Regions from separate parts of the Homo sapiens genome. Here all the other regions are linked to region 3. The links are chromatin loops, found by intact Hi-C in ENCODE. Cell type or tissue: B cell. All regions are shown on one strand.

Evidence for each region. Hi-C counts contacts between places; a loop is a spot of excess contacts. Peaks named below come from ENCODE experiments on the same cell type or tissue, not always from the same donor. Only the 100,000 strongest peaks of a DNase experiment are listed, where the experiment ranks them.
Region 1: it touches region 3 in a loop (16-fold over the local background); 82 of 110 quality-filtered maps call a loop at or near these places.
Region 2: it touches region 3 in a loop (25-fold over the local background); 3 of 110 quality-filtered maps call a loop at or near these places.

What each region holds. Positions count from the first base shown.
Region 1 is chr16:50,350,222-50,358,221 of GRCh38, forward strand. BRD7 (bromodomain containing 7) reads right to left here. Exons shown (of 17, transcript NM_013263.5): 3 at 4,572-4,701; 4 at 4,204-4,261. It overlaps LOC124903785 (small nucleolar RNA U13), which reads right to left and starts at 2,071; the gene lies at 1,968-2,071. In B cell, CTCF peaks have their summits at 4,844 (motif pointing left) and 5,050; a DNase peak (open chromatin) is centred at 4,840; H3K27ac peaks cover 1,682 bases.
Region 2 is chr16:50,641,305-50,649,304 of GRCh38, forward strand. NKD1 (NKD inhibitor of Wnt signaling pathway 1) reads left to right here. Exons shown (of 10, transcript NM_033119.5): 10 at 1-7,945. Among named protein-coding and RNA genes, the nearest start is that of NKD1-AS1, 32 kb to the left of the region's middle. RefSeq lists a silencer at 2,132-2,286 and an enhancer at 5,258-5,776. In B cell, CTCF peaks have their summits at 3,638 (motif pointing left) and 3,842; a DNase peak (open chromatin) is centred at 3,637.
Region 3 is chr16:50,210,286-50,218,285 of GRCh38, forward strand. It overlaps TENT4B (terminal nucleotidyltransferase 4B), which reads left to right. Exons shown (of 12, transcript NM_001365324.3): 2 at 1,038-1,161; 3 at 3,936-3,982; 4 at 5,790-5,910; 5 at 7,271-7,378. Among named protein-coding and RNA genes, the nearest start is that of ADCY7, 52 kb to the right of the region's middle. RefSeq lists a silencer at 293-587. In B cell, CTCF peaks have their summits at 425 (motif pointing left), 628, 3,844 (motif pointing right) and 4,045; DNase peaks (open chromatin) are centred at 436 and 3,826; H3K27ac peaks cover 170 bases.

The DNA.
Region 1 (8,000 bases), 140 kb after region 3:
ATTGGTCTAGGAGCAGAAGTCAGAGGAAACCCTTCAGATGCAGAAAGAATTTGTAATATGTTAACATATTTTTAACTGAAAACTGAAGAAATGATTTTAAAGTCTATTAAGTATTTCATAACAAGGAAGTTTTACATACTAGCTGTACCCTCAGGATGGAGATTTCTTTCTTTTAAAATACACAGCCTCATTAACAGCTACACTTATACAGGAAAACATGAAGCAAAATAAACAACCTCAACTAACTGACCAATGTTTTAACCTTTGGGAGATTAGCACTGCATATTTTTAACCAACCAAAGGGGAAAAGGCTAAAATAGTAACTATGAACATACATCTACAATCCTCCATATTAATTTCTAATAGGCTTGCATTTCTGGTCCATGCATGTCTATTTTCTCCATAAATGGATATAACTTCTATCACGTGTATGTGGGGGATGCTAAAAAAACTGACATTAAAAAGGTCCTCTTAAATACCTCCGTATGTGTGCCAAGACAGGACTGGACCAAAAAAACCCCAAAATCAGAAACTCAAATTTGAAAACTAGTGCTTTTCATCACAGATTCACAACACTGGCTGTACACTAGAATCACACAGGAGCTTTAAAAAAATTCCAATGCGGGGAAGAAGCGGGAGGAAGACTCAGCCTAGACCCACTGTACCAGAAGCTCTTGGGGAAGAAGGGTAGGGTCCAGGCAGTGATATTTCCACAGATGAGTATTGGCATTGGGATTTGAATATTTGGCATTTGTATTTCCAGTATTGTCAGGTTGAGAATGAGTGCTTTATATGATTAAATCATTATGCTAATTTTTTTTCCCTCTGGAAATCTGGCACACCAAAAGTTTTCTTACTCCACAGAATAACAGTAAAAATATGGTTTAAAAAATAACAACTTCTTTAAAAACATATTTACCATGTTGCTAGTCCCAGTGGTAGGCACTTGACATATTTTATATCGAATCCTCACAAAAGCCATCAAAGTGGTGGTATCCTCCACTACCGGAGGATACTGAGGCTCAGTGAGGTTGAAATTATCTATCCTGAGTCATGCATTAAATAAAAGAGTAGAAATCTGACTCAGGTCTATGTGAATCTGCCTTTGTTTTTCACAGCAGGATGCCTAAGCAGTGAGACTAAAAAATGACAACAAGCAAAAATACATAGTCAGGACCCATACATCAAAATGTGCGCTGTCCACAGGAGTTACCGTAACGGCAGCATTCACCCCTGGGTGGCCTCCTGCAGCTACCCTTTGGAGGAAATTATCTAACTCCTAGGTCAGTCATTTTAATACAGAGCCCCATCTAGTTTTGACCAAAAATGCTATTATCAAACTTGATCAACTAGATTTTTTATTTTTTAAACCAGGCTTAGCTCCTGGTAAGGATGAAGAATCATCCAATCACTAAAACTAATCAAAACAGTGTGGCTCTGGGTTCTAATTCCCAATGTCTTTAGACTAAGAAATACTTCCTGAAGTGTTTTTTCATTAAGACTTTGTTTCTAATTGACATATAATAATTGCACATATTTAGAGGGTACAGTGTGATGTTTCGACACATATATACTAACATACATATATACAAGGATACTTCGGTGTATCCTTGTATGTATGTATGTATGTATGTATAAGGTGTAATAATCAAATCAAGGTAATTAGCATATTTATCACCCCAAACACTTGTTATTTCTTTGGAATAAGAACATTCAAAATCCTTTCTTTTAGCTATTCTGATGTATATAATAAATGGTTGTGGACTGCTGTCACCTTACTGTGCAACAGAAGACCAGAGCTTATTCCTCCCATCTAACTGTAATTCTGTACCTGCTGACCAACCTCTACCTTTCCCTTGCCTCTGGTAACCACTGTTCTACTCTCTACTTCTATGAATCAACTTTTTAAGATCCCACATGAGTGAGATGATGTCATATTTGTGCCCTCACCATATTTTCTGTCTTCACATCAGATGGGTAATGTGCTGATGTTGTAACAAAGTTTGAGGGCGGTATATCTCACAAAGGAACATGAAAACCCAATCATTACACTTATGAACTACAAAAGGATCGTGCAGTATTTGTTCTTCTGTGTTTGGCTTATTTAACATGATGTCCTCTAGGTTCATCCATGTTGTTACAAATGATAGTATTTCATTCTTTTTAATGGTGGAATAATACTCCATTGTGTATACATACCACATTTTAAAAAATGCATTCATCCATTGATGGGCACTTAGACTGATTCCATCTTGGCTACTATGAATAGCACTGCAATTAACACAAGAGTACAGGTATCTCCTGGACATACTGATTTCATTACCTTTGGATATATACCCAGTAGCTGAATTGCTGGATCATATGGTAGTTCTATTTTTAATTTTTTAAGGAACTTGTTGTCCATAATGGCTATACTAATTTACATTTCCACCAACAGTATATACAATTTCCCTTTCTCTACCACATTCTTGCCAGCTTTGTTTTTTTTTTTTTTTTGTCTTTTGATAACAGGCATTCTAATTGGGGTGAGGTGATTTTGACTTGCATTTCTCTGATTATTAGTGATGGTGAGCATTTTTTCATATACCTGTTGGCCATTTGAATGTCTTCTTTTAATTAAGTCATTTCTTTTAAGGTGACATCATTAACCTACATTCTGGCCTTACGTTGCAAGAAAAACTCTAAGGCAGCCATGACATTTTACAGTCACACCTTGTAAATTGCAATGGAATACCCAATACCTATTCACTCCTTTCGGACAAGTAGTGAAGTAATGAACAAGTTATTTAAATATAAAGACTAGATGTAATTTTTCTCAAACACCAAAAAAGAAGAGAGATCAGTAAGTTCTTTTTTTTTTTTTTTTAGAAAAGATCTCATTCTGTTGCCCAGGCTGGAGTGCAATGGTGCTATCACAGCTCACTGTAGCCTCAACCTCTTGGGCTCAAGTGATCCTTCCACCTCAGTCTCTGGAGCTGGGACTACAGGTGTGTGCAACCACACTAGGATAATTTTTATTTTTTTGTAGAGATGGGGTCTCACTATGTTGCCCAGGCTGGTCTTAAACTCCTGGCCTCAACTGATCCTCCCACCTCAGCCTCCCAAAGTGTTGGGATTACAGGTGTGAGCTACTATACTCGGTTAACTTCTGATCTTAACTGCAAACCTGAACAGGCATTGAATACAGATTACATTAGAGAAAAATTATTTACAATGTGTTCTGGGTTGACTTAAGTTCAATACAATGAAAGAAAGTCCACTGTAAAAATGTATGATCTACAACCATAAACCCTTTGCAAATAATGGAAATATCTTTGAGCTGAAAATTTAAACTCTGAGTAGAGAGATATCAAAATAAATATATTTTATTTATTTATTTATTTATTTTTTGAGACGGAATCTTGCTCTGTTGCCCAGGCTGGAGTGCAGTGGTGCAATCTCGGCTCACTGCAAGCTCCATCTCCTGGGTTCACACCATTCTCCTGCCTCAGCCTCCCAAGTAGCTGGGACTACAGGCGCCCATCACCATGCCTGGCAATTTTTTTTTTTTTTTTTTTAAGTACAGATGGGGTTTCACCATGTTAGCCAGGATGGTCTCAATCTCCTGACCTCGTGATCTGCCCGCCTCGGCCTCCCAAAGTGCTGGGACTACAGGCGTGAGCCACCACACCCGGCCCAAAATAAATATTTTAATAAAGATTGAGTTATTCTTTTCCCTTTTAAGAACTCAACAGTAGCTTAATCTAGGCACTGAAATTTTTAGAACCAATTTCTGCATTTAAAAGAAGGCCATAATTCCTATTTATGGTGTTTTATTTTTTCTCCCATACTTAATAATTGCTAAACATTTGTGGCATGATAAGCATTGTACAAATACATAGAAGGTATTTCCATCTATTAGCAAAGTGGAAATATCTGTATTGTTTATTCCTGGCTTAAAGTTTTAACATCAGAAATTACTTTAGAGACAGAAATTTGTCATTAAAAGTATTATGTAACACCCTTCAAGTTGCCAGGGAAACAAACCAAATAAAGAATATCTAAAAGTTAGCCTAGCCTCTTGGAGTACTTCTGCTGCCAGGCAAAATATTTATCATTCACTTTAAAATCACGTATGTTTGGAGTTAGGCACAAATGTGGTTTGGATCCTACACATCTACCATTTTAATTTCTATGTTATAAAAATATTGGAAAAACATTTACCTCTGCAATTGTCTCATCAGTTGATTCAAAGCTTCTTGAAGGGGTGTCTGTTCTACTTCTAAAGCAAAGAAGAAGGGAAAAGGGTATTTTAAAAAGGAGTATTCTAGAGAGTATTATTTACTAGATCATTTTCTACAACCATTATTAAATATCTCATACAGAAATTCCATTTATCTTAAAAATATATTGAAGTTTGAGAGTATTAATCCAAAATTGAAGCTAATTTAAAGCTCTTATGCAGTTTGAGAGAAAAAACTTAAAAATTCAATCACAAAGCTCCAACTTAGAAGCTAAAACCCCACCATTTTCCTGAGCTATAATGATTTCAGCCTCCTCATTCAGGATAGTTAATTCAGAGTTATTCCAACCTTCTTGTTTGGCTAAAGAGCTTGTGAGAGGCTTCTCAGGAGGCAAGTCTAATCTCACAGGGGCGTGACACTGGAGATCTTTTTCTGCCTCATTCTCCACCCGGTCTCGATCTCGCTTCTTTTTATCCTCCTAAATGGAACAAAGGGAGATAATTTAGAAATATTTCAGAACCAATATCTTTAAATACATAAATCATTTTAAGGGGTAAAAAGACATCATTGTAAAGAAAATATTCTTAATAACAAGCTCAATGTACTTTACTGCCATCTACTGGAAAAGGAGAGAATAATACGTTCACGAAGGAAAAAACAAAGGGGGTCTCTATGCCAGAAATAACCAGTTAGAAAAACAATACTATCCAAAAAAGCAACATAGTGTATATAGAAATAAATCTAATAAAAGATACCCAAAACCTTTTGGGAAAAACTGTGAAACATTACTGAAGGTCACAGAAGGCCTGAATAAAGGAGATATACTATGTTCATGAATTCAGAGTCAATCCTCTCTCAAGTTATCAATACATTCGATGTAATGCCAATCGAAATTTAAAAACAAAAATTTCCATGGAATTCAACAAGCCAATTGCATTAATTTACCTCGAAGAGTGAACGATTAAGAACACAATAGTTTTGAAAAAGGTCAGAGTAAGATGATACGTCTTACCAGATATTATTTGTATAACGTGATAATAAGACAATGTGGGTCTGACACACAGACAAATAAGCCAACAGAAGAGATCAGAGCCCAGAAACAGACCCATGTACATAGAATAATCTTAGTATATCACAGAGGTGACATTATAAGTCAATGACAAAAGGGTGGTGCTGAGACAACTGTTACCTGAAAAGAGAAAATAGAATTTGAGCTCTACTTCATGCCATACACAAAAGTGAATTCCAGATAAAGACTTAAATGTACAAAGCAAAGCTTCAGAACTTCAGATAAAAGAAAAGCATCTTTAAGACCCAAGAGTAGAAAAAGACTTTCTTAAAAAGATATAAAATGAATAAATTTTAAAGGAAAACCTTGATAAATTTGATATTAAGTTGATAAATTTTGGTACCTCAACAAAATCCATGAACCAAGTTAAAAATCTAACGATAGACTGAGATAAAGTACTTGAAACACAACTTATAAAACATTAAGGATTCCATGAAGAGCATCTATAAATCTATGCAAAAAGGCAAAAAATCCAAAAAAGAAATAGATAAGTGATATCACAGGTAACTCACAGAATAAGAAATGTGAAATGTTGAGAACATGAGAACTAGCTCAAGCTCCCTAGAACTTGGGTAATTATAGATTTAAAAACTAGAAGGCATTTCGCCTCTCTTTGGCAACATTTGTCTGAAATGTCAAGTTTTGATAAAAATGTAGAGAAATGGGATTTTCATACCTTGCAATTGGGTGAATAGGAACAATCCTTAGCAGAGCAATTAGCAATATCTAGCAAAGCTAGCAAAGCCTTTAACCTACTTCTCAACTGCTACTCTCTGTGCATATACCAGAGAAATTTCCTGTCGTATGGTCTACATGGAGACTTGTAAGAGATTACTGCAGCATTGTTTAAAATAGTAAAAAATAGGAATAATCCAATGCCTATTAAAAGGAAAATAGATTAATAAATTGTGTCATATTTACATAACAGGTAATGTAAATGAGCTAAAATTGTATTGTATCAACATGGATAACATTCAGAAACAATGTCTGAAGAAAAGTTGCAGAACAATTACTGTTACAAGCTATGTATGAAAATGTGTAAGCATACATTGTTTACAGATGTATGCAGAACTTGTAATTATAAAAACATGCATGTGATATACACCAAATTCAGTACAGTGGTTCTATCAGAAGGAAAGACAGAAATGGGACTCTGAAAGGGTATAAGGGATCTCTGTCTGCCCTCTTCTTTCCTTAGGGGAAAAAAAAAATATATATATATATATACACACACACACACACATATATATATGGCTAAATGTTGAGATCTGTTAAAGCTGGATGGTTGGTATCAAGATGGTAGTTTTATTATTCTCTGTACTCTGCATTCTTAAAATTTAAATTCTGAAGTAAAATTGTCCAACAATGCCCATTTTATGCTCATCAAAATCAAGATTCTCAACAGGATCTTATGGACTCAAAAAGCTATTTTCTTGGCCTATGCCCTATTTTTTATTTCTAGTATCTACAGCAATGGTTCTCAAAGCATGGTCACCAGACTGGCAGCATCAGGATTATTTAGGATTTTGCAAGAAACAAAAATTTTATTTTGCAAGAAACAAAAATTCTTGTGGTTCGCAAGCTTTAGTGTGCATTAGAATCACCTGAAGGTCTCATTAAAAACACAGATGGCTGGGCCTTGTCCCTAGAATTACTGATCTGCAGGTATGGGGTAGAGACAGAGAATTTGTACTTTCTAACAAGTTTCCAGGCCATGTGGGTGTTGCTGGTACAGGGACCACACTTTGAGAATCACTGATCTAGAGCTCTGCACTCTATTTTCAGAATCCAAAGCACCTAATACAGAATATATGGTTGTTTTAAAAGTTCCAGAGAGCAGTTATAAACTGAACTCATGCTTGATCCCAGCTACCACTGTTAGTTGGTTAATGTATTTTTACCACCTCACAACATATTCTGTTGCAGTAATTCTTAACTTTGGAAAATTTTAAATCCTTCGTCCAGAAATACTGGTATGGATCTTGGTAGGCTGGCAAGTTTAGAAGATCCATTCTATGAAATAACAGCCACAGAGACACAGATTCCTTCCTATTAAATGTGACCTGTGAAGAAAGGACAGCTTGAGAGGCAGTATGCATTCTCCCAGGTAGAAAAAACTCATCCAGTGCCAGTGCCAAGAGTCTAGAACTGGGGCCAGCAAACTTTTTGGTCAACGACCAAACTGGGCCAAGTGCAGTGGCTCGTGCCTGTAATCCCAGAGCTTTGGGAGGCTGAGGCAGGTGTACCACTTGAGGCCGGGAGTTTGAGACCAGCCTGGCCAACAAAGCGAAACTCCATCTCTACTAAAAATACAAAAATCCGCTGCGGGTGGTGGTGCACGCCTGTAATCCCAGCTACTTGGGAGGCTGAGGCAGGAGAATCGCTTGAACCCGTAGGTAGAGGTTGCAGTGAGCCAAGAACGCATCACTGCACTCCAGCCTGGGCGACAGAACAAGACTCTGTCTCAAAAACAAAACAAATCAAAACAAAACAAAAACCCAAAACGGCCAAACTGTAAACATTTAGGCTTTGTGGCCCATTAAGTTCTGTCACAACTACTAAACTCTGCTTTTGTATTATAGTATGTGTTGTAGTATGAAAACCACCACAGATAAAATGTAAATGAATTAATTTGGTTGTGTTTCAATAAAAATTTATTTACAAAAACTGTTGGCCAACTTGCTAACCTATGCTCTAAGAGTCCAGCT
Region 2 (8,000 bases), 430 kb after region 3:
AGGAAGCTGTGGAGTCTGGAACTCTGCCCTGCCTTCCTGTCCCCTGCCCACTCTAAGCCTCCAGAAGTCAATCCTCTGCTCACCGGGACCGTACCTAGCCTGGCCCATCGATGTGTCATGTTTGACCCATCAAGGGTTTCAAAAATTTTTAATTAATTTCCAAAATCTGAGGGTTTCACCTAAAAACCTGGATGTTTGGCTTTTCTCATAAAAATCAGAAAGTGGGTTTACCCCAGGCTCCTGTTCCCACATGGCTGCAATCCGCCCGCCTCTTCCAATGGTGCACATGCCTTTTTTCCTGCGCCCGGAGCCCCTCTCAGCCTGATTTTGAGGCCTGGCTTTGATGCGATTCAGCTCATGACCCCTGCGCAGCCTCAAGCACCTAAGTTTTGGAGGTCAGTGATGCCACTTAAAAACCTGTTCAGGGCAGAGCGTTAGACAGGAGGATGGCTAAGGGAGCAGCTTCAGGCATGGGAGGACTTTCATGGGGAAGTCTTTGGGGCAGTCCTGGAGACCCTCACAATGTGGCCCCACTCCTCCTTTAGATGGGGCAAGGTGGGCTGGAACCCCCAGCAAAGGGTCCCAGGCTGTGTGAGACCCCGCCCAGCACTCCTTAAACAGCCAAGACAGGTGGAAAGCCCCAACTCAAAAGACTGGCTGGATTGTACCCGGCTCAGTGACTTCCCCTCTTTGAGACTCAGTTTGCTTTTCTGTAAAGTGGACCTAATGAGGCCCGCTTGGCTTCAGCTCCAGGGACTTTGGAGATTTAAGCAAAGCAAGAAATGGGAAAGGAGTTTGTTACATATCAGGCTTCCTGGAGGAATGCCCCCCAGCTCTCTTGGAGGGGGAAGCAAAAAGACTGCTGATCAGGCAGGGGACGGGAACTCCCCGAGTGGCCACATGGGCAGTCTCAGTAGGAGTCTCAGGCCAGGCTCTGTCTGTGGATTCCCACTTCTCTGGGCTGCATCTCACTGTTCAGGCTAGAGTCTGGTCCTTGCCCATCTGCAGGTCCAGGAAGATGTGGCCCCAAATTCTCTGGACCTGATGTCCTAGATCCTGTGCACTTGGCTTCATGGATAGAGTCTGAGAAGGTTGCAGGATCCAGTAGCTGGACCACAGAATGCAGCCTGGGGGTTTGGCTAAGATGAGCAGACTGGCCCATGGTTGAGACTTTGGACCTGAGCTGAGTCCTGGTTCTACTACTTCCTAGATGTGTGACCTGGGACAAGTGACTCACCTCTGTGCCTTGGTGTTTTTCTCTAACATGGGGCTAATTGGGGTAACTACCTTACTGAGCTGTTATGAGTAAATGATCCAGTGGGCGTGAAGCGTTCAGCGCAGAGCCTGGCACGTAATAGGCCCTCGATAAGTAAAACAGCAACAGTAGCTGCAGTTAGGAGAATGTGACCCCAGAAGGCTCATGGGAAAGGAGGTGCAGTCCTGATGGATGAAGGGTACCTGTCCTCCACCCCGGCTGCAGAGCCCCCAGTGAGACAGCTGCTGTGGCATGCTGCCTCTGCTACACACTCAAAAAACACTTGAGGACATGACTTTTCCCTCTCAAGTTTGATGGGATCACTCTGTTCCTTCCAGACCCGACTTGTGGTGTGAACTTGGACAAGCCCCTGCTGTCTCTGGCCTTCAGTACCATATTTGTATTATGAAACTGCCCTTGGCTTGAAGCTAGACTATGGGGGTGGCAGCTCTAAGTCCTACAAACAGTAGGGGTAGTGGTGGGGATGGGCAGCCTGAAAGCCATGCCAGCAGTGCCTTCCTTGGGGAAAGAGGTGGCCTCTGGAGCAATGCTTCGCTACCCTACATCTGGGTCTGTCCTTGCCCAACTCCTAAGCTGCAGGATCGCTGAGGAGTCCACATTGCCATATCTGCCACTTACAGAGTGCCTACTGTGCACCCAGCCCACATTCACTAGTGTCCTCAAAACAGCCTTGAGAGGAAACCAACGAGGAAACAGAGTTACAGTTCAGTTAAGCAACTTACCTAACTTGTGGCTAATGCATGGTAGGATTAAACATAAGCCTGACATATGCTAGCCACATGACCCTCCCTTTCCAGGAGCCTGCTGGCATTGATACAGGTTGACAAAGACCAGTCCTACTCCGTTGTCTGCCATTACTCCAGCCAAGTCCAGGGACACGTGAGGCAAGGGGAGCTGGGGCTGCTGGTGTGGCCGAGACCTCAGCCTCAGCAAGATGGTGCCCCAAGCTCTCAGGGTGCCCTGTGGTCCCCTTCATTCATAACATTGATCATGTTTGTAACTGTAGTTGATTCTCACTCATCGCAGTAGTTACATCTTATAAAGTCACCTCTGACACTGAGTTAGCGCATACTGAACTACTGATCCTAGGGGAAATACAGGGTTAGGTTCCTGCCAGCTTCTGGTCACAACATTTTCATTACCAATCAGTGCATAACCTTGTTTTATGTGTGCTTCTGTTTAAAGATGCCTAATTTACTATATATTCTTGATTCGTTAACATTGAACTCAGCCAACAGCTCTATAACTCATGACTGAATGAAGCTTATCTAGCACACATATTTTCTCTGCAAGGCATATCAGAGCCTTCTGTGCTTAAGAGCACAAGATGGCACTTCAGCGTCATGCCTGGGGAGCATTTTAAGCAGCCAAATCACCAACACAAAGCACAAACATGCACAAAGCATGATGCTAAACAGACTGTGAGAAGGATGTTTGTGTATAGGATGAGAACTGAACCACGAAAGCAGAGCATCATCTTGTTCGACCTCAGTTGAGAACATGTTGTCGGGCCACTCAGACTTTTCACTGCTCTGCGCATATCACGAATGAAGTGAATGCACCATGAGTATTGATTTTGGGTGATAGACAAATTTTAGTGAATAGGCAATTTCGTAAATACAGAATCCACGGAGGGTGAGGATCCACCGTATGTACTTATCTATGCCTCTAATTATTTGGTTTCCACCAAAGCACTTGTTCACCAGATTATCTTATAATCCCAAAGGCCCAGCAAAGACAGGTGCTTGTTCAATGTCTGTTGAGCGACTGAAGGACAACACATTCCTGGCCTCCCCACCCGCCCCCAGCGGGACCTAGCACATGGCCTGCTGTTGACACTCCATGTGTCTTTGTTGATAGAATTCATAAAGACAGATGGGAAAAGGGGCACCCCTCTTGCGGGTTCCTGATGCTGAGAGTTGTTGGAATGTTGATGCTGCCCCCAGAGAAGGGTGACAGCATGCAGACAGACTGGAAACCCAGAACCTCCTGGGGATATTCAGATGGTGTCACTGGGCTCGGCCTGTGGGCTCTCAGCACATCTAGGTACTGGGGCCCAGGGTGACTCTGAGTGGCTCAAGTCCCCTGGCCAGATCCTCTCCAGATGGGCCCCTGGCCATCTTAGCCAACATCACCTGATTCTGTTTCCTCTGACTCTGTCCTCAAAAGGCAGCATCTGATTGTGATTTGGTCCAGAAATTCCTGGCCAGAATATTTCCAGTGTGGTGCATGTGAACTTCCCGCCTTCCCTTCCTTCCCTCCTCCCTCCTTTCTTCACTGGGGAGAAAGAATTTGGCATTCGAGTATCTCACCCCGTCTTGCTAAGCAGTTTAGTTAGACTGCAGGCCAGTCTCTGTGGTGTGACCACCCCCCAGTGGCAAGGAGCTGCCAAAACTGAGCTTCTGGGCAAGACGTGGGCAGAGCAAAGAGAGACCCACACTTGGCACTTCCTGCCCAGAAAGGACCTGCTCAGGCCTGGCTGGCCTTTACCACCGTCATCTCCAGGCTTTCTGTTCATCCGTACTTTCAAAGATTTAGTGATCAAGTACTATGTGTCAGGAACCATGCTCAGCACTCGATAAAACAGACATCATCTCTACCTACCTTTGTGGAGCTTTAATCTAGTGTGGGGGACGGGGGGACTGCTTCCACCCAGAAACGACATTTTTATCCACTGCGATAACTTCTGGGGAGACATGGGAGGGAATAACAGAGGGGACATGATGGAGATGGGGGACTGCAGAGGGACTCTCCAGGAAGCCACATTTAGGGGGTGACCTCAAGGGTGAGGAAGAATTAGCCAGGTGGAAAGTTAGAGGGAGCAGCTGGTACAAGGGCCTCAAGGGTGGATGGAGGGTGAACGCTTGATGAACTGGTGCAGGCCTGTATGGCCGGGTACAGCTGGCAACGAGGAGGCCCGGTATGGGCAGAATCTGGGGGCCTGAATGGTGGAGAGTCTGCTTGTCACCCCAAGAGACACATCAGGAAGCTAGGTGGTCAGTCGGGAGAGAGAGGATGTGACACTCTAGCCACCACCACGCAGAGAAGGGATTGGAAACAGTAGCCCGGAGAGGAGGCTCTCTTGGTAGGATCCCACGGCAACCGAATGGATGCACGTTGTTTATGACGTTCTTACCCATGAAAGCGCTCAAGGATCCGCTTGCTTGCTTACATGTGGGATCAGCACTACCTTCCGTGCTGCCGAACATCTTCTTAAGCGAGGGAAAGAACAAAAAGAAAAGTTGGCAAGAAAGAAAGGGCAAAGACAGAGAGACTGGGAGAGAAAGAGGCCCCAATTTCCTCTCTCTGGTAGTTGCTGAATTGGCTCTCGTGAAGGCAGAAAGGGAAGGGCTGACTTATGTCCCTCTGCCAGGAGAGGGGAAAGGAGGGAGGCATGATATTGACTTAAACGTGGGGGATTTAAAAGGCCCCTATGTTCCCACTTTGTGCTTTGCTTCTAACAGACAGCCTGGGACCTTTGAAGTCGGTCTGGCCCAGTGGGGAGCGGGCTTCTGTGGAGACAAGATGCTAACGGGGGCGGGGGAAGGGGGCCAGGGGGCGGCCGAAACTCTATTAGGCATGCTCTAGCAAAAAGAAAGGCAAATCCAATGATAATGTACATCTGTTTCAGGGAATTTATAAGCTTTGAACATTTTTTATGGGCAGATAAGTGGGTCCTTTTCTTACCATAACTTAGAACTTCAAAGCTGAGTGTGTGGATAATGCAAATTGCTGAAATATGAGATTTTCCCTACAAAGAGGTTTCCAAAAAAGACGAGGAAGAAAAAGAGGGGGGGGGGAGAGAGAACGAAGGCTAACTGATGCCACAGTCTTTTATGTACATGGCAAAAACGGGACAGAAATTGATTTTTATGAAAGAAGAAATTGATGGGAGACATGGCGTGGGGAGGAGGCGGCCTTGTGGCAGGTGCTGGGAGGCAGGGACTGGGGCCGGGCGGGTCCACCCAGGCTGTGGGTCAGCCCTGCAGGGTTGAGCTGCCTGGCTGTGGCTCAGGCCCTGGGGACACAGTGCCCTCCCTCTAGGAGCCTTAATGGGGAAAACAAGAACACTGTCACTCGTAATGGGCATGAAAGGACACTTCAGAGCCAGCCAAGGCAGTGTCAGCCCAGAACAACACCCTGGAACACCCAAGGGGGCTCCAAGGCAGGATGGGACCCCCTGGTTTGGGAAAATCAGAAAAGGCCTCCTGGAGGAGAGGGGCTCTAGGGGGCAGGTATGATCCTGAAGGGAAGACAGTGGGGTGGGACATTTCAGATGGCAAAACAGCTGGGTCAGGATATCCCCAGGGTCATGCCTCTGCCACCCAGACCCCACCACATTCAGCCCTCTGTGCTTTTCTTGTCTCCCACATCCCCAGCCCCAGTAACTAGCAGGGACACAGTCAACATTCAATATGTGCATGTTGAATGAATGAATGAATGAATGTGAGATCGTGAGAACACACAGCTGGTTGGCAAGCAGCATCAACCAGCTCTTTCTTTTCACTATATTACATATCTACAGTGGTAGAGTCATACTAGAAGACATGATGGGATGGTGGTGTGGTCTCTGTAGTTGACCCCATCATCCTTTCTGTCCATAGGTGATTCGTCTAAGCCAGACATGGCAAAGTCCTCACCTTTGCCAGTGACTGATTCAGGAAAGATCATGTGTGACCTTATTCTGGGCAATGAGATCTGAAGGGAAGTCTGTTGAGGAACTTGTAACATGTCATGGTAGTGGCCATCTTGCTACAGCCTGAGGACCACAGAGCACACACAGAGAGTGCTGGGTCCTTGGGAATGATGTTGAGCAAGCACTTATACATGACCTGGCAGCCACCCAGCATCTGTACTTTAGTTATTTGGTTTTTCTCAGGAGGAGATCCTGAGATGAAGACTCAGGAGCAGGTTGTTGATTTTGAGGTGGTCCTGGGAAAGACAGGGAGGAGAGTGGGGAAGTGAGGCAGAAAAGGAAGGGAAGTTCCACTCCAGGAGCCCACGTGGAACATACCTCAGAGTTATCCCACCTGCACAGGGAGGGAGCTGAGGTATTTACCCACCCATCCTTGTCAGTCATTGGTCAAGGGCTATTTCTGTGCATAGGCATAGGCTTCAGCAGAATTGCAGGTACTGGCAGTCGGAAATTGGACCAGCAAACAGAAATGATTCCTACAGGGGATACAAGCCAGGCACAGGCAGTGTCTGTTACTTGGGGTTCCTGTTGCTTAGAGTTGAAAGCATCATAACCCATCCCAGGTGATCATAGAAGGACCTCAAAGGAAAAGGTGAGGGGTTTGGACATTTCCTGAGAATCCATGGGGGAACCATTCAGGGTTTGGGGCAGGTGTCAACCACAAGAACATTAAACAGGCTCTTTTGGCAGCAAAGTTGGGAGTGGTGTTGAAGTAACTGGGAAAACTCCACAGAGGCTCAGCGTCCACCTCTACCTGACACCCTGCCAGCAACCTGGGTGATTTCCGCAGGTGTCTGAACCCCGATCTCTCAGTGTTATGGCCCCCACCACCAGGAAGGCCTCCTTTTCTCTCTTCTATAGCCACTCACTCCTGGGCCCCACTGTGAACCCAGAAATGCCACACCATGGAAGCCACACACTCTGCTGTCTCCTTCTGTCCTCATTCCTGTCCTTCTCACAGTCAGTCCCTCTTGGCTCTTCCTAGAGTCCCTTTCATTCCCTCATTTCCACTTCCTGCCGCTGTACTGTCACCTGTGGCCTGGATTTGCACTCTTGGTCCAACACCCTCAACTCCAACACCTCTGTCTTTCTGCCCCATCCACTAGACAAAAGCTGACTCTGGAAAACATTAGGCACTCAGAATCAAGGGTTCTGGGGTCAGATGGATAATTGCCATCATCCTCACCAAGTTGCCACTGGACTTTCTTGCCCCTAAATCCACTGGGCATTTCATTGCTACCTTTCTTGACTTCTTGATTGTTTTTGTGATACTGACACATCCCCCCTTTCAGAACACCCTCTGCCCTTGGATTCTGTGCACAGGAAGCTAGTTGCTCCCCTGAATACACTCTTTCTTCCTTGTAATACAGCCTCTGATTTTGAGCCCAAGAATAAAGACTACAGTTCTCAGACTCCTTCGCAAATAAATTTTGTGACTAAACTCTAGTCAACAGTAAGTGTCATGTAGCAGCTCCTGGGAATCTCCTTTAAAAAGAGAGCTTGTTTATACCTATTGTCATCTCTGTTCTTCTGTGCCCCTTCTTCCATTTTGCTGCCTGGAAAGCAGATGTGATGGCTGGAATTCCAGTCACCATTTTGGACCATGAGGACAACACCCTAGAGATGTGGAGTGGCTAAAAGAAGCCTGTGTTCCTGAGAACTTAGAGGACCAGGACCTCTATTCCAGGCTTGGACACCTACATTTAGACTATTATATGAGGAAGCAATCAACTTCTCACTTGTTTCAACCACTTTCACTTGCAGTCAAACCTGAATTGTAAGTGAAATTGCTTTCCTGATAGCAAACCTGTTGGATTTTCTCCAGAATCCCTGGGCCACTTTTAGCAGTCAGATTCGTCTAATCCTCCTTTAAAGATGGTGGCAGTGAAACTGGTACATGGGACCTGACTGGGCTTTGTTTGCAACTTTCTGATAATTTATAATTATTTCAAAATAAAAAAATTTTAAAAATAGTGGCGTTGCTCAGATCTCAGTGCTGGCTGCCTGGCCTTCTCCGTGGACTCACTT
Region 3 (8,000 bases):
ACTATGTTCAAGTCATTGCTCAGCCCAGTGAGTTTGTCCTTTCTTCCAGACCAGTAGTTTTCCCCCAGTCCCTCAGGCTTCAGCCCTTGAAGGCATCCTTAGCCCCCCACCACCATGATAGTCAGGCGCTGCGCCTATCCGCAGGGTGTGGGTATGTGTGTGTCTTTTGTTTCTGGAGCCCATTCCTTTCCTTCCACCAGCCTCTAGGCCTTCATCCAATCCTTTTGCAACTCAGTGATTCATGACTTTTCCCTGCATCCAGTCTAGTCTCTTTGCTGGTCCATTGTTTCCATAGTTGCCAGTTTAATCTTCTTAAAATGCTGCATTTTTGAAGTCAGTCTCTTTTGGTCCCTCTCAGAAACATTTAAATAGCTATCTGTTGCCACAGGGGGAAAGCTTGAACCTCTTAGCCAGTCATTCAGAGCCTGCCCTCTGCTGGGGCCTGCTTTCCTCTACAGATGCTTCTCCCACTCTGCCTGCCACAGCCCTTGTAGCTGGCTGATTGCCCTGTACCTCGCAGGCTCTGGAAGTCTTCAGCTCCTTCATGGAGCCTTTGCCAGCCATTCTTTTCAAGACTTTGCTGTTGTTCACTGCCTGATTTGTTCATTTGACACTTAATTCACTGAGCAAACATTATGAAAGATGTACTGTTTGCTACTGTGAGGAATGGATCCCCAAGAGATAAGAGGGTCAGTCCCTACTGCCAGGAAACTTGCCTGTGTCACCTGGGTTCAGTATCTTGTGTCTATTAGATCAGAAGTGGAAAGGCAGAGGCCAGCCCGTATGCTTGTTTTATTTTATTTAAATCACCAGCACCCCAGCAAGTGTTTTGCACAGGAAATTTCTCATTATTTAATTATTTTGGGTTTTTTGATTAAATTCTGTACATTCCCATTTTAGCTTATCTTGAGTTATAACATTAAAATTAAGGTAGTCATCAGCTGAATTATAAGACTTAATTAGATAAGATTATTTAAGATAGTGATTTCTCATTAGATTGGCCCTGTTCATATTAACTTTTCTGTTTTTTTCTTCAGTCTGCATGAAGAAATCAGTGATTTTTATGAATACATGTCTCCAAGACCTGAGGAGGAGAAGATGCGGATGGAGGTGGTGAACAGGATCGAGAGTGTAATTAAGGAGCTCTGGCCCAGCGCTGACGTGAGTCCCTTCCTGGGTAGCTTATGCTTCGGACAGTCCTTGTCCACGGGCTAGAAGCCTATCTGCTGGTATCTCATGCTAGTCCTCACATGCAAGTAGAAGTGCTCTGTAGAGTTGTGGTCTAATTAAATTTTAAAGGCAAACAATTTTCTGCAGTCTTTAGAATTGAGGCTTCCTAACTATTTTCATTGGATTGGATGACTAACAACTATTTTTTTTTTGTAGTGCTAATAGCAACTACTAAAGGCAAGCTATCCTTAGAAATTATTAGTGTAAAGAGAAGAAAGACAAATCAAACCTCATTGTTGTAGTGGTCTGTTATTGGATATGATATATCAAAACCTCATTACTACTTAGTTCCAGCCTGCCAGGGTAAACATTATATAATTGTTTACAGCTAAATGAAAATGTCAAGTAAGAACTTTTGTCACTTGAAGTTCATTTCCTTTGGCTAATGCACGCATAAGTCTTTTCTTATTTCTTTCCTGAAATTGCCATTTTTCATCTCTCTCAGACCAGCTAATTGCCTTTTAGACAGCTCCCAGTCAGTGAACAAAATGATTACTCAGGATTTCTTCTTGGCTTATTTGTCGTTTTTGTTACTGGTACTAAGTCTTTTGTTTTTTGTTTTTGAGATGGGGTCTCACTCTGTTGCTGAGGCTGGAGTGCAATAGTGCGATCACGACTTACTGCAGCCTCGATTTCCTGGGCTCAGGTGATCCACCTCAGCATCCCGAGTAGCTGGGACTGCAGGTGCACGCCACCACACTTAGCTAATTTTTGTATTTTTTTGTAGAGACTGAGTCTCACTATGTTGCCCAGGTTGGTCTTGAACTCCTGGGTTCAAGCAATGTGCCCGCCTTGGCCTCCCAAAGTGCTAGGATTACAGGTGTGAGCCACCACACTTGGCCTGTTACTGGTACTAAGTTAATACGTCACTTTTTAGGGCACTTTGAGGGCCTGTTCTACAATTTTGTGTATGCAAAGAAGTACACAAAATAATACTAATAAAATCCATTACTTTGTGTTTGTAGCTTTTCTTCAGGCACTGTCCTGGGTGGTGGTGGGAAGCTAGGGAAGGTTTTTTTCCAATTGGCAAAACAAAGAAGTTTCATTGTATGTAAAACTTGCAAGTATATGACAGTATGTATATGACACTGTAGGTAAAGGGAAAAGGCAAGGGTACTAATGTTTTATGAGCAATGACCATACATCGCATTCTTTCTCCTATGTGATCCAAATCAGTGGTTCTCAGCTAGTGGCTATTTTGTTCTCCAGGGGGCATTTGGCAATGTCCGAGACATATTTGATTGTCCTGACTGGGTACGCACTGCTAGTACCTAGTGGGTAGAGGCCATGGATGCCATCAGCCATTCTATGATGAACAGTATAGGCCCTTACAACAAAGAATTATCCACCCCCAAATGCCAATGTTGAGAAGCCGTGATCTAACTTAACCCTTATCTTTCTTAGGTGGAGGTTGATTATCTATCTATCTCTTTCTCTCCAGCCAGCCAGGCAGCCATCATCTGTCTACCTACAGATGAGGAACATGAGCTTGTGGTTAGGTTCCCAGGTCCATCTCGCCTCAGAGGTTGAACTGGTTTCACTGTTTATCATTTTTTTCCCCCGAGATGGAGTCTCGCTCTGTCGCCCAGGCTGGAGTGCAGTGACATGATCTCAGCTCACTGCAGCCTTTGCCTCCCAGGTTCAAGAAATTTTCCTGTCTCAGCCTCCCAAGTAGCTGGGGTTCAGGCGCCCGTCACCACACCTGGCTGATTTTTGTAATTTTAGTAGAGGTGGGATTTCATCATGTTGGCCAGGCTGGTCTTGAACTCCTGACATCAGGTGACCCACCTGCCTTGGCCTCCCAAAGTGCTGGGATTACAGGCGTGAGCCACTGTGCCCGGCCTATCCTTTTTTTATTACAATTACCTGCATACATATTTCTGCCTGAGTTCCACCGTTCTCCATGGGTTGAGATGGAATGCATCCCAGTTTTATGCCACAGCATGATGTTACCTGATGTTCTTTGTGGAATTGACCTAAAGGCCCTCACTTGCCCTACAGTTAAAGTAGTCTGATCCCAATTTAGTAATCTATTCGAAGACTCCTGCTTAGAGAACAAAAATGAAGGATTTGTGATTGTGTCTCTGGATAATGAGGGAACATTAGTGATCTGAACTGCTTCTGAAAGTTTCCTGTGGTTGGCTTTCTGTATCCACAGGTACCACACCTCCATATTAAACCAACAATGGATTGAAAATATTCAGAAAAAACTATAAAAATAACAATGTACCAATAAAAACAATACAAATTATTTTAAAAATACAGTATAACAACTATTTAGGTAGCATTTACATCATACTTGGTATTATAGGTATTATAAGTAATCTAAAGATGATGTAAAGTACATGGGAGGACTAGCATAGGTTGCATGCAAATACTCTACCATTTTATAGCAGGGACTCAAGCATCTTCAGATTTTGGCATGGTGGGACTGGAACCAATCTCCTGCCGATACCAAGGGACAACTGTATTTTGGTCTATGTGTTTCATATTGAACCAGATAAGTTTAAATTATATTCAGAATGTCTGCTTGTGAAACAGAATCCCCGCTTCATGAAGCTTGGGGTTAGAAAAAAATGCTCTTGTCATACCAAAAAGTACCAGTAGAGGGTAGCAAAAACTGACATTTCTCCATATCTTGGTGACTCAATATGATAACAACTTCTGATAACTCAATATAATAACAACTTCTTTTTCTGTTTCAGGTCCAGATATTTGGAAGTTTTAAAACTGGACTTTATTTACCTACTAGGTTAGTACACTCATGAATCTTTCAAAGGACTTTTCTTAGAGTGTATTCATTTTGGCTGTCAAATTTGTAAGGAGTAGAAACAAAACAAATTTATAAAACAAAATGGGGCTGGGCATGGTGGCTCATGCCTGTAATCCTAGCACTTCGGGAGGCCAAGGAGGGTGGATCATTTGAGGTCAGGAGTTCAAGACCAGCCTGGCCAACATGGTAAAACCCCATCTCTACTAGAAATACAAGAATTAGCCAGGCGTAGCAGTGCGCACCTGTAATCCCAGCTACTCAGGAGGCTGAGGCAGGAGAATTGCTTGAACCCGGGAGGTGAAGGTTGCAGTGAGCCGAGATCGCGCCACTGCACTCCAGCCTGGGCGACAGAGCAAGACTCTGTCTCAAAAAATAAGTAAGTAAATAAATAAAGGATTTACCAGCATTTAATTTGATTTACCTTGAAGTAGAATATCACTTCACATCATCTTACCAAGACATAGATGGTACAGAGAGATGGAAAAGGGATCATGTTGCAATGGAATCAATTAGTTACTAATTTTAGAAATTGACTGCCTGGCAGAGTATTGCTCAGTCCCATAACTTAACCCACTGACACAGATGTTAATGTAGTATCATGATAAAATGTCTGATTATATATCCTCTTGAATGTGAGTTCCCGCTGTCTTGCTCACTCACTCTTACACTCACCCTCGCTTTCAAATTAAGAACTCATTCTACTAGTTATGGCTCCAGCATCCTGATCCAGAAATTCAGGGTACAGATCTCTTCTCTGAGAAAGATCTTGGCCTTTCAGGACTGTTGTTCAGTTTCAGTCTTCTCAAATGAGACCTCTTGTGACGCACAGCCTTGGAGGCTCTCTTTTGGGAAATGATAATGTTTCTCCAAAGGGTGAATACTTGCTCTCTAAGAATTGAAATTGTTTGAACATTCCATCATGGTTATTATTATTATTACCTTAAATTTTAATCTCTCCAGAATAAAGTCAGCATCATGTTTTTCCATTTGAGCTTGATTTGGTATACTTTACCCCAACTTAAAGTGTGCTGAAGTGGATGGACCCTGGCAATTTCCGTTCTTCTCATAGATGCCCTTGGCCTGCAAAAGTCATAAAATACTCAACTTCGAGTTAATATTTCTTATTTAGGTTGTCAGCATCAGTAAAACATGAAAAATCACCTTTCTTAAAAAATTTAATTAAATTTTATGAATAGGTAGTACATTCACATAGTTCACATTTGGAAAAGGCACAAAAATCAATACAGGGAAAAGTCTCAGTCCCACCTCTGCCCCCTGGTTCTCCTTGGAACAGCCGCTTTTACCAGTTTCTCACATATCCTTTCAGAGATATCTGTGCATATAAAAGGACATGTGTGTATATTAACACAAATGGTAGCATGCTGGATACCTGTTCTGCATCCAGCTTAAAGCACTTCATAATATTTCTGAGTTGCAATTAATCTCATCCGGATAGGAAAATCATTATGTCTAGTACCACAAGCGTTTATTAAAGAAAATACATGAAGTGCTTTTTGTTTTTTTTTCTTTGAGGTTTTACTTCTTTCAAAATCACCCTATTTCCTGAGGCCTGAATTCTGTGAAATGACTGAGAGGAGGAGTTTGTTAAAATCAACAACTACTATTTCCCTTCTCCACAAAACCATTATCACCAACACATTTAGTCTTCGTTGGCCAGGGTGGGAAATAGGTTTTAATTGTACTAATGAAGTCTATAAGCATGAGTGTCAGTTAAAACAAGTTTCCAACTTCTTCCGACCCTCTTGTATATGTATTCTGTGTTCAGTGACATCGACCTAGTGGTGTTTGGGAAGTGGGAGAACCTACCCCTCTGGACTCTGGAAGAAGCTCTTCGGAAACACAAAGTCGCAGATGAGGATTCGGTGAAAGTTTTAGACAAAGCAACTGTAAGTTCTGCAGCATTTCATATTAAAATCCTTAGTTATTTACCTATGAAACTTGAATTAAAATTAAAGTTTGGTGAGCACAGTTGCATTGCAAGTGAGTGATTCTTTCATTTTGTTAATGTCACCGTGCTTGCACATAAAAAGTTTTCTGGTTGTCCACACTGGAGTGTGACCATACAATCTCGGCTCACTACAACCTGTGCCTCCTCGGCTCAAGTGATCCTTCTACCTCAGCCTCTTGGGGAGCTGTACTACAAACACAACCTGCCATGCCTGGCTAATTTTGTTGTATTTTTTGTAGAGACGGGGTTTCACCGTGTTACCCAGACTGATCTCCAACTCCTGGGCTCAAGTGATCCACCCACCTCTGCCTCCCAAAATGCTGGGATTACAGGCGTGAGCCACTGCACCTGGTCTGCATTTCTTTTCACAGCAGCAAAATATGCAATTTTATTATACACAGTACTCACTGTAGAGATTTTTGTTTGTTTTATTCATTTTTTTTAGAGAGATACAGTCTCACTATGTTGCCCAGGCTGGTCTCTAACTCCTGGACTCAAGTGATCCTCCCACCTCAGCCTTATGTGTATCTGGGACTAAGGCGCACCCTACCACGCCCTGCTTATTTAAAAAATTTTTTTTTGTAGAGATAGGGTCTCCCTGTGTTGCCCAAGTTAGGCCATTTTTTGAAAAGAACTGCTGATAGCTCATGTAAATAATCCTGTCAGCTTTTTAGAATAATTTTTATATTTTATCTTGTCAGGTTGTTTTTTGGGCTATTTGCAAAACTGACCAGTAATGCAAGTGGGTTGTAGTGTACACCTTAAGAATCCAGCAATTTTCTTATTAGAAACAGTTTGATGATACAAAACATTTAATACCTGGCATTCCTAGTTCTTCATCTTATACTCAGAAAGTGTTCTCCAAATTATTGAGGAAGGTTTTTGTTCATTTTAAAATTATCATTATAACTATATGTCAACTAATAAATGAGATGATGGGCATATTAATTTATTTAACTGTAGTAATCACTTCAGTATGTATATCAAGATAAGTATATCAAAACATGTACACCTTAAATATAAACAATAAAAATAAATAATAAAAAATTGGACACCAAACAAAATTCTCGGTTGATAGAAATTATACTGTAATATACTGTATGGGACCCAGTGCTAAATATGCAGCATATAGTATTTGTAGCAGACCAGGTTTACTGGGGTGTGCCATATTTAGAATACTCAGTGTTCTTATGCTCTCATGAGATGATGGAGACCTCATGTCTAGTAGGCTTCCATCCCCTGATTTTATCATTTAATCTGGTTAAAGCATTTACATTTTACCTTTCTTCTCTTTATAGGTACCTATTATTAAATTAACAGATTCTTTTACTGAAGTGAAAGTTGATATCAGCTTTAATGTACAGAATGGCGTGAGAGCAGCTGACCTCATCAAAGATTTTACCAAGGTCAGAGAATTTAGCGTTTATACAACAAAACTATTAGAAACGTAATTTTAAGATTCTGTTGTGGTGGTGTTCTAATATTTTTATATGCATGTTGCTGTCTCTCTCTCTCTCTTTTAAATAGAGCTAGGGTCTCACTCTGTCACCTAGGCTGGAGTGCAGTGGCTGGATCATGGCCCGCTGCAGCCTCAAACTCCTGGGTTCAAGTGGTCATCTCACCTCAGCCTCCCAAGTAGCTGGGACTACAGACGTGAGCCACTACACCTGGCTATTTTTTGTATTTTTTTTTTTTTTTTAGTGTTGGGGTCTCGCTGTGTTGGCCAGGCTGGTCTCTTAACTCCTGGCCTTAGCCTCCCAAAGCACTGGGATTACAGGCATGAGCCACCATGCTCAGCCTGCACCTTACTTTTGTATGCAACGGTTTTGCTTTCTTTGAATCTGCTTGTAATGATCAGTGATTAACTTATAATGTGACCTCAAGTAAGAATTAAAAGTTGAGAAAGCTTTTGAAGAAATTGTCTGCTCTAGATCCTTCCTTGTAGAGACAGAAGAGATGGAATTCTACTACACAGTTGATTCCATCTGTTTTTAACCTTCAGGAGTTCAGATTAAGAACCTTTCCTTT